Regions from separate parts of the Homo sapiens genome. Here region 2 is linked to region 1. Evidence: read pairs that join two places in POLR2A ChIA-PET (ENCODE). Cell type or tissue: Panc1. All regions are shown on one strand.

Region 1 (5,000 bases):
TAACTCCTGAAATCTTACAGGGAAGTTGCCGATCACCAGCTTCAGGTGTTTATTTATTGGGAGACTGCCTGTCCCTGGCATCAGCTGAGACCAATTATTATTTTACAGAGACAGTTTAACAACTACCTGACCATCACCTGATGGTCACTTGACATTACTGGTAGGGACAGCCCTCTCCTGCCCTAGCCATGTCTGACTATCTACTGTAACAAAAATAACAGGCTCTTGGCAGGAGAAGGAGTGCTATGAAGAGTATTCTATTATCATATGAAGGAATGGGTATGGGGTTCAAAGTCAGTTGCCATTAAGTGCATACGTTTTTAAAGTCTAATTGTTCTAAACTATCTCAACCAAAGGATAATTGTGGTCTTTATTTCCATGAAGCTATGCTCAAGGATACATAGAACTGGAAGATTATTGAGCTCATCCAGTCTAGTTTGCTCATTTTACCATAGGAAACTGAAGATCAGAAATGTGGCCTGCTCATGGTGACCAGATCACAAGGTCCTTTTGAATCCCCTTGCCTCAGCAGCAATTGCACCAAGCACACATTATTTGATAAAAAGGTGATGAATTTATATTCATGAACAAAGAATGAATAGTGTCATCATCATTTACATTCTAGACGTGCTTCGGGGAAAAGGTGTTATGCACTGAATGTTTATGTCTTCCCAAAATTCGTATGTTGAAGAGTTAACTCCTGATGTGATGGTGTTAGGAGGTGAGGCCTTTGGGAAGTAATTAGGTTTAGATGATGCCATGAGAGTAGAGTCCCCATGATACAATTAGTGCTCTTATAAAAAGAGATACCAAATCAAGCTCTCTCTCTCTCTCTCTTTCTGTCCCGCATGTGAGGATACAGCAAGAAGACGGCCACTTGCAAGCCAGGAAGAGAGCCCTCACCAGAAACCAAACTGGCCAGCACCTTGATCTTGGACTTCCCAGCCTCCAAAACTGTGAGAAATAAATGTCTGTTTAACCACACAGTCTATGGTATTTTGTTATAGCAACCCAAGCTGACTAAGACAGAAGGTTTCCCAAAAGAAAGATTTCTAAAAGAGGGTGAAGTAAAAATATGATGTAGAATATATCACGGAGAAAATCCTTTTAAAGAATATTTTATTGTGGAAATTTTTTTAATTCATAAAATGAGAGAATATAATGAATCCCTATCACCACTTTAAACAGTTATCAATATTCTGCCATTCTTATTACAAATGTATTCCCCTACATTCTTTTTCATTTCGCTTTGTTTTGTTTAGTGGAACATTTTGCTTTTTTCATATTAATTTTTTTATTTTTATTAACTTACCACCATACTAATCGAGATGGTATATTTTTTTAATTTTTAATTTTTTTTTTTGTAAATTCAGATTTAGGCCTACAGAGAAGATGGTGGAATACATATATTGTTTGTTTGTTTGTTTGTTTGAGACAGAGTCTCACTCTGTCACCCAGGCTGGAGAGCAGTTGTGTGATCTTGGCTCACTGCAGCCTCTGCCTCCCAGGTTCAAACAATTCTCATGCCTCAGCCTCCCGAGTAACTGGAATTACAGGTGTGTACCACCACCCCCAGCTAGTGGTGGAATATTTTTAAAGCAAAACCAAGATTTTGCATGCTTTTTTTTGTTTAAGACACAGTCTCGCTCTGTCACCCAGGTTGGAGTGCAGGTACGTGATCTCAGCTCACTGCAAACTCCACCTCCCAGGTTCTAGTGATTCTCATGCCTCAGCCTCCCAAGGAGCTGGGATTACAGGCGTGCATCACCATATGCAGCTGATTTTTATAATTTTTTTTGTAGATACAGTGTTTCACCATGTTGGCCAGGCTGGTCTTGAACTCCTGGCCTCAAGTGATCTTGAGATCTGCCTGTCTCAGCCTCCCAAAGTTCTGGGATTATAGGTGTGAGCCACCATGCCCAGCCCTTTTTTTTTTTTTTTTTTTTTTTTGAGACATGCTCTCACTGGGTTGCCCAGGCTGGAGAGCAGTCATGTGATCATGGCTCACTGCAGCCTCAACCTCCTAGGCTCAGGTGATCCTTCCACCTCAGCCACAGATAGCTGGGGCTATAGGCACACACCACCACACCTGGATAACTTTTTGTATTTTTTGTAGAGACAAGGTTTGTCATGTTGCCTGGGCTGGTCTTGAACTCCTGGGATCAGGCAATCTGCCTGCCTTGGCCTTCCAAAGTGCTAGAATTACAGGTATGAGCCACCACACCTGGCCTTTTGCATCATTTTTAACTATAAATATTTCTACAAGTATCTCTAAGAGATGAGAATTTTTTAAACAACGTAATCACAATAACTTTTTCATATCCCATAATATTAAGAAGAAATCCTTAACTAGGCTAAGATCTAGTCCAGGAGAAATTTAATTTTATCAGAGCATTCATAAATGGATCAAGTTTTCGAGTGATAGCTTTTCAATGAGACTAAGAATTTTAAAAAGAGGAAAACTTTCAAAATTAAAATTGCAATCTCATTTTTTCTCATATTGCTCTGCAAATATAAATCTGGGCACTCAAACTCCAGAAGAGGATAAAAATAGCCCTATGAATCAAAACCATTAATCATATCCTGTTATTTTTAGTTATCTGTTTCTTCCTGATGTTTTAACTCAACATCAGTTTAATATATTTAATCATATTTTTTAAAAAGAAAAATATTTTAGATCCATCATGAAAAATTTTAACCAAAAGATAAATTGAAAGCTAAAGCAGGATGGTTGTCTAAGCCTGTGTCCATAACTTTGCACGAGACACTTAGTCATTTGGAAAGTCCTGTGTTAATAGCCTGTTCTATGACTCAATTATCTCCCACATAGAGACAGTACAAAACACCCTTAAGAAAACTCACACCTAGGCTGGGCACAGTGGCTCACACCTGTAATCCCAGCCCTTTGGGAGGCTGAGGTGGGTGGATCACCTAAGACCAGGAGTTCGAGACCAGCCTGGGCAACATGGTGAAACCATGTCTCTACTAAAAATACAAAAAATTAGCCAGGCCATGGTGGCGGGCACCTGTAATCCCAGCTACTCAGGAGCCTGAGGGAGAATTGCTTGAAGCCGGGGGGCAGAGGCATCAGTGAGCCGAGATTGCGCCATTGCATTCCAGCCTGGGCAACAAGAGCGAAACCCCATCTCAAAAAAGAAAAATAATAATAATAAGGCAAAAAAAACCTCACACCTAAAAAAAATGTAAAAATCACACAACATAAATGACCACTGGGTCACAGATGAAATTACCCTCCATACTAAAAGCAGACCCTAATAATGGCAATTTTGAGATAGCCTATAAAACGTGTGGCTCGGGGCCAGGGTGCAGTGGCTCACGCCTGTAATCCCAGCACTTTGGGAGGTCGAGGTGGGTGGATCACCTGAGGTTGGGAGATCGAGACCAGCCTGACCAACATGGTGAAACCCCGTCTCTACTAAATATACAAAATTAGCCAGGCGTGGTGGCATATGCCTGTAATCCCAGCTACTCAGGAGGCTGAGGCAGGAGAATCTCTTGAACTGGGAGGCAGAGGTTGCAGTGAGCTGAGATCGCAACACTGCACTCGAGCCTGAGTGACAGAGCTAGACTCCGTCTCAAAAAAAAAAAAAAAAAAAAAACATGTGGCTCTGAGTAAACTCTAAGTACCAGTGTTTTATTTTCACTAAAATGTTTAGAAAGATTCTTTCATACATAAAAGATGCTCAACAGTATTTGTTGATTCAATTTAATATTGAAACTAAAATTTTCCAACATAGCAAGTATTGAATTTCAGAGTAGGTAAAACATAGTGGATATGCATTATCCTGCATCCTGGAACTCAGTAGGGAAAAAAGGGGCTTTTTTCTTTTCTTTTCTTTTCTTTCTTTCTTATTTATTTATTTATTTATATATTTATTTGAGACTGTGTCTTGCTTTGTTGCCCAGGCTGGAATGCAGTGGTGTGGTCATAGCTCACTGAAGCCTTGACCTCCGGGCTCAAGCTGTCCTCCCACCTCAGCCTCCTGTGCAGCCAGGACCACAGGCACACACCAACACATCTAGCTAGTTTTTAATTTCTTTTTTTTCTTTTTTTGAGACAGAGTCTCGCTCTGTCACCCAGGCTGGAGTGCAGTGGCGCGATCTCGGCTCACTGCAAGCTCCGCCTCCCGGGTTCACGCCATTCTCCTGCCTCAGCCTCCCAAGTAGCTGGGACTACAGGCACCCGCCACCATACCCGGCTAATATTTTGTACTTTTAGTAAAGATGGGGTTTCACCGTGTTAGCCAGTATGGTCTCGATCTCCTGACCTTGTGATCCGCCTGCTTCAGCCTCTCAAAGTGCTAGGATTACAGGCATGAGCCACTGCACTCGGCCTAATTTTTAATTTTTTTGTACAGACAAAGTCTCCTTATGTTGTCCAGACTGAAAAGCTTTTTCTTATACACTTTTTAATCTACATTCAGTACATTACCTGCTGTCCCAAATATGTACATTTATATATTTAAATTCAGTGTTCATGCTGAATTTGTGCTGGCAGGATGGAGACATACAGCATCCCTACATTACCCCCATTCATAACTTCCAGGACTGTTCACAGGATGAGCGATGATGGGGACATTTTCTGGATATTGATAGAAAGGCACTTATCAATACTTCCTGTTTACGTATCAGTGAAGTGCTGATTTTTTTTTTTTTGGAAGAACACCCTAGTTGGTAAGGATGTCGTACCTCTCCAGAAAATTCTACTGTTGCCCTAGACCTAAATACATAGAAAAAAAAAGAAAAAAGAAAATTCTATTGCACCCTTTTCTAGCCTGAAATTTATCAGGGCTATGTAGAATTTACTTATCACATGTGTTCTAATTACATACCAGCATATATATAAACACAAAATATCAGCCCACATATTTTTCTACCAGCACACTTTCACTCCCAACAGTCACATGAATAAAGTAACAACACATGACCCTCTCCCAAAGTTTTAGGCTATGTTTTGCAGGAAGGATAATATGGGCAAA
Region 2 (5,000 bases), 420 kb before region 1:
TTTCTGTAGACTGAACAGATCAATTAACCTTACTTTTTCATCCATTCAGCAAGTCTATGTCTTTTGATTGGGGAATTTAATCCATTTACATTCAATGTTATTATTTATTAGAACTTACTCCTGTCATTTTATTATTTGTATTCTAGTTGTTTTATGGTTTCTTTCTTCTTTCTTTCCTTCCTGTCTTCCTCTAGTCAAGGTGATTTTCTCTGGCAGTATAATTTAGTTTGTTTTTATATTTTGTGTATCTATTGTACATTTTTTGGTTTGTGGCTACCACGGGACTTGCAAATACAGTCTTATAAACCATTATGTTAACCTGTTAACAACACTATTTGCATAAACAAACAAGATGCCTTAATTTCATCCCTCTGCTTTTTAACTTTTTGTTGCTTCTATTTATATCTTATTGTACTATGTCTTGAAAAGTTGTAGTTATTATTATTGATTGGTTCATCATTTAGTCTTTCTGCTTAGGATAAGAATAGTTTATATACCACAGTCACAGTGTTATAATATTCTGTGTTTTTTCTGTGTACTTACTATTACCAGTGAGTTTTGTGCCTTCAGGTGACTATTTTATTGCTCATTAATATCCTTTTCTTTCTGATTGAGTTACTCCCTTTAGCATTTCTTGTAAGACAGGTCTGGTATTGATGAAATCCCTCAGCTTTTGTTTATCTGGAAAAGCCTTTATTTCTCCTTCATGTTTGAAGGATATTTTCATCAGATATACTATTCTAGTGTAACATAGTTTTCCTTCAGCACTTTGAATATGTCATGTCACTCTCTCATGGCCTGTAAGGGTTCCACTAAAAGTCTGCTGCCAGATGTATTGGAGTTCCATTGTATATTATGTGTTTCTTTTCTCTAGCTGCTTTTAGGATCCTTTCTTTCTTTATCCTTGACCTTTGGGAGTTTGATTGTTAAATGCCTTAGGTAGTCTTCTTTGGGTTAAATCTACTTGGTATTCCACAACCTTTTTGTACTTGGATATAGATATCTTTCCGTAGATTTGGGAAGATTTCTGTTATTAGCCCTCTGAATAAACTTTCAACCCCTGTCTCTTTCTCTGCATCCTCTTTAAGGCCAGTGACTCTTAGATTTGCCCTCTTGAGGCTATTCTAGATCTTGTAGGCATGCTTCATTTTTTTTTATTCTTTTTGTCAGCTCTATTTTCAAATAGGCTGCCTTCAATCTCACTAATTCTTTTGCTTGATGAATTCTGCTATTAAAGTACTCTGATGCATTCTACAGTATGCTTATTGCATTTTTCAGCTCCAGAATTTCTGCTTGATTCTTTTTCATCATTTTAATCTCTTTGTTAAATTTATCTGACAGAATTCTGAATCCCTTCTTGGTGTTATATTGAATTTCTTTGAGTTTACTCAACACAGCTATTTCAAATTCTCTGTGTGAAAGGTCACATGTCTCTATTTCTCCATGATTGGTCCATGGTGCCTTATTTAGGTCATTCAGTGAGGTCATGTTTTCCTGAATGGTGTTGATGATAGCAGATGTTCTTCACTGTCTGGGCATTGAAGACTTAGGTATTTATTGTAGTCTTCACTGTCTGGGCTTATTTATAGCTGTCCTTCTTGGGAAGGCTTTGCAGAGATTTGAAAGGACTTAGGTGTTGTAACCTAAGTTGTATCTACTTTGTATCCCCAAGCCAAGTAACACTGTGGTTCTTGCAGACTCATAGAGATACTGCCTTGATCGTCTTGGACAAGATCTGTGAAAATTCTCTGGATTACCAAGAAGGGACTCTTGTTTCTTCCCTTACTTTTTGCCAAACAAACATATTCTCTCTGTCTCTCTGTTGTGAACCACCTAAAGCAGGGGATAGAGTTACATGAGCATCCCTGTGGCCACCACCACTCTGACTGCACTGGGTCGACCTGAAGCCAGTACAGCACTGAGTCTCACCCAAGGCCTACTGTGACCACTCTCTGGCCTATGTTCTCTCACGGCCTGTGGAGCTCTACAATTGGCATGTGGCAAAGCCAGCCAGGCCTGTGTTCCTCCCTTCAGAACAGTGAGGTCCCCCAGGACATGAGTGGAGGGGTTGTCCAGGAGCCAGGGACTAGGGTCAAAAACCTTGGAAGTCTACTTGGTGTTCCATTGTATTGCAGCTTAGCTGACCCTCAAACTGTGAGATGCAATCCTTCCCACTCTCCTCTCCCCTCTCCAAAGGCAGAGGAGCCTCACCTTGTAGCCACGACCATCCCACGTCATGAGGAGTACTGCCAGACTACCACTGATGTTCCCTTAAGGCCCAAGAACTCTGAAGTCATCTTGTGGTGAATGCTGCCTGGCCCACGATTCACCCTTCAGGACAGTGGCTTCCCCTTGGCCCAAGGCAGGTCTAAAAATATCCATCCAAAAGTCAAGTCCTGGAATCCAGGATCCCAAGAGCCCACTTGATGCTCTGCCCCCTGTAACTGTGCTGGGATCTAAGGTGCAAGAGAAAGTCCCCTTTACTTTTTCCTCTGCTTTCCTCAAGCAGAAGGAGTTTTGTCCCATAGCCACCACAGCTGGTAATGTACTGAGTCTCAACTGAAGCCAGCAAGTCTCAGAGGTTCACCCAAGGCCCACAATGTAGTACCTGGGTATTGCTGCTGGTTATTCAAGGACCAAGGGCTCTTCAGTTATCAGGTAATGAATGCTGCCAGGACAGACCTTTTCCTTCAAGGCAGTGGGTTCCCTTTTGGCCCAGGGTATGTTTAGAAATGTCGTCTGGGAACTAGGACCTGGAACAGGGCCTCATGATTCTGACTGGTGACCTATCCTACTGTGGCTGAGCTGGTATCCAACATGCAAGACAAAGCCCTCCCCACTTTTCCCTCTCCTCTCCTCAAGGGAAAGGAAAGTGTCTTTTTTGGAGCCATGAGCTGTGTAGTCTGGGGTTAGGGGAGGACTGATGCCAGCACTGCCTTGGATGATCATTACCCAACCTGCTGCCAAGTAAAAAACCACCTACACAGAAGAAACACCTTCATAAGAACCCAAAGTCAGGTGAGCATGCATAGTACCTGGTTTTAACTTCATATCTCTGAAAGAGGTACTGCAGACATAGAAAAAACAGTCCTGAATCACTGACTCCACTACCCCCACCCCCAGCCCCAGTGGCAGCAGTATGGTGCTAAGAGGGTCTCTGGGTGCCGAGTGAGGGAGAACACAGCAGTTGTGAGGGAGAACACAGCAGTTGTGAAGCACTAAACTCAGTGCTGTCCTGTTAGAGCGGGGAGTAAAACCAGATAAAACTCAGCCAATGCCAACCCACAGAGGGAACATTTAAACCAACCCTAGTCAGAGAGGAGTCATTGATCTGGGTAATGATCAGTGGAGCTTTCTATTCCATCACCTTGCTCCACCCCCCATTTCTTCATTTTCCTTGGCCGCTTACATGTCTTCTTTTGAAAAAATGTCTGTTCATCTGTTCATGTTCTTTACCCACTTTTTAATGAGTTTTTTCTTTTTTCTTTTTTTTTTTTATTTGAGACATGGTCTCCTCTGTAGCCCAGGCTGGAGGGCAGTGTGAACACAGCTCACACAGCCTCGACCTCCCAGGTTCAAGTGGTCTTCTCACCTCAGCCCCCTAAGTAGCTAGGACTATAGGCCTGTACCACCATGCTAGACTGATTTTTGTATTGTTTTGTAAAAATGTGGCTTTGCCATGTTGCCTAGGCTGGTCTCAAACTCTTGGGCTCAAGCAATCTGCCTGCCTTGGCCTCCCAATGTGCTAGGATTACAGGCATGAACCACCATGCCTGGACTATTTTCTTTCTTATTGAGTTGTTTGAATTTTTTTGTAGATTCTGAATATTAATTCTTTGTCAAATGCATACTATGCAAATACTTTCTCTCATCCTATGGATTGTCTGTTTACTCAGCTGATTATTTCTTTCACTGTGCAGAAACTTTAGTTTAATTAAGTTCCATTTGTCTGCTTTTGTTTTTGTTGTGTTTTCTTTTGAAGACTTACTAAATTTCTTTACCCAAGCCAATGTCCAGAAGAGTTTTCCCTAATTTTTCTTTTATAATTTTATGGTTTTGGGTCTTATTTAAATCTTTAACATCTCTTGAGTTAATTTTTGTATATGGTAAGAAACAGGGATTTTTAAAATTTGTGTCATCTAAAATTTCTTTCATCAGTGTTTTATAGTTCTTCTTATAGAGATCTTTCACCTCCTTGGTTAAATGTATTTCTAAGTATTTTATTTTTTTGTAGCTATTGTAGATGGGATTTAGTTCTTGATTTGGTTCTTGGCTTTATCCTTGTTGGTGTATGAAAATGCTACTGATTTCAGTATGTTGATTTGGTATCCTGAAACTTTACTGAAGTCATTAGGAGTCTTCTGGAGGAGTCTTTAGGGTTTTCTGCATGTAACATCATATCATCAGTGAAGAGGGATGATTTGACATAATCTTTTCCAGTTTGATGCCCTTTATTTATTTCTCTTGTCTGATTGCTCTAGTTAGGTCTTCCAGTACTGCATTGAATAGAAGTGGTGAGAGTGGACATCCTTGTCTTGTTCCAGTTCTTAGGTGGAGTGGTTTCATCTTTTCCCCATTCAGTAAAATATTGGTTGTGGGTTTGTCACATATGGCTTTTATTATTTTGAGGTATGTTCCTTATGTGCCTAGTTAAGGGTTTTTCTCATGAAGGGAAGCTGGATTTTATCAAATGCTTTTTCTACATTTATTGCGATGATTATTGTTTTTGGTTTTGTTTATGTGGTGAATCACATTTATTGATTTTTTTTATGTTGAATCATCCTACATCCTTGGAATGAAACCCACTTGATTGTGGTATATTATCTTTTTCATGTTCTGTTGGATTTGATTTGCTAGTATTTTGTTGAAAATGTTTTCTTCAACAAAAGATGCCAGTGAGGCTATGGAGAAATAGAAATGCTTTTACACTGTTGGTGGGAATGTGAATTAGTTCAAACATTGTGTAAGACATTGTGATATTTCCTCAAAGACCTAAAACC

The links. Peaks named below come from ENCODE experiments on the same cell type or tissue, not always from the same donor. Only the 100,000 strongest peaks of a DNase experiment are listed, where the experiment ranks them.
Region 2: POLR2A ChIA-PET joins it to region 1 with 6 read pairs; 2 of 35 experiments call an interaction of 5 or more read pairs at or near these places.

The regions. Positions count from the first base shown.
Region 1 is chr1:171,465,770-171,470,769 of GRCh38, forward strand. No RefSeq gene overlaps it. Among named protein-coding and RNA genes, the nearest start is that of PRRC2C, 17 kb to the right of the region's middle. In Panc1, no CTCF peak of the experiment used is centred here; DNase peaks (open chromatin) are centred at 2,152 and 2,732.
Region 2 is chr1:171,046,203-171,051,202 of GRCh38, forward strand. All of the region lies in intron 20 of MROH9 (maestro heat like repeat family member 9), which reads left to right. Among named protein-coding and RNA genes, the nearest start is that of FMO3, 42 kb to the right of the region's middle. In Panc1, no CTCF peak of the experiment used is centred here; no DNase peak of the experiment used is centred here.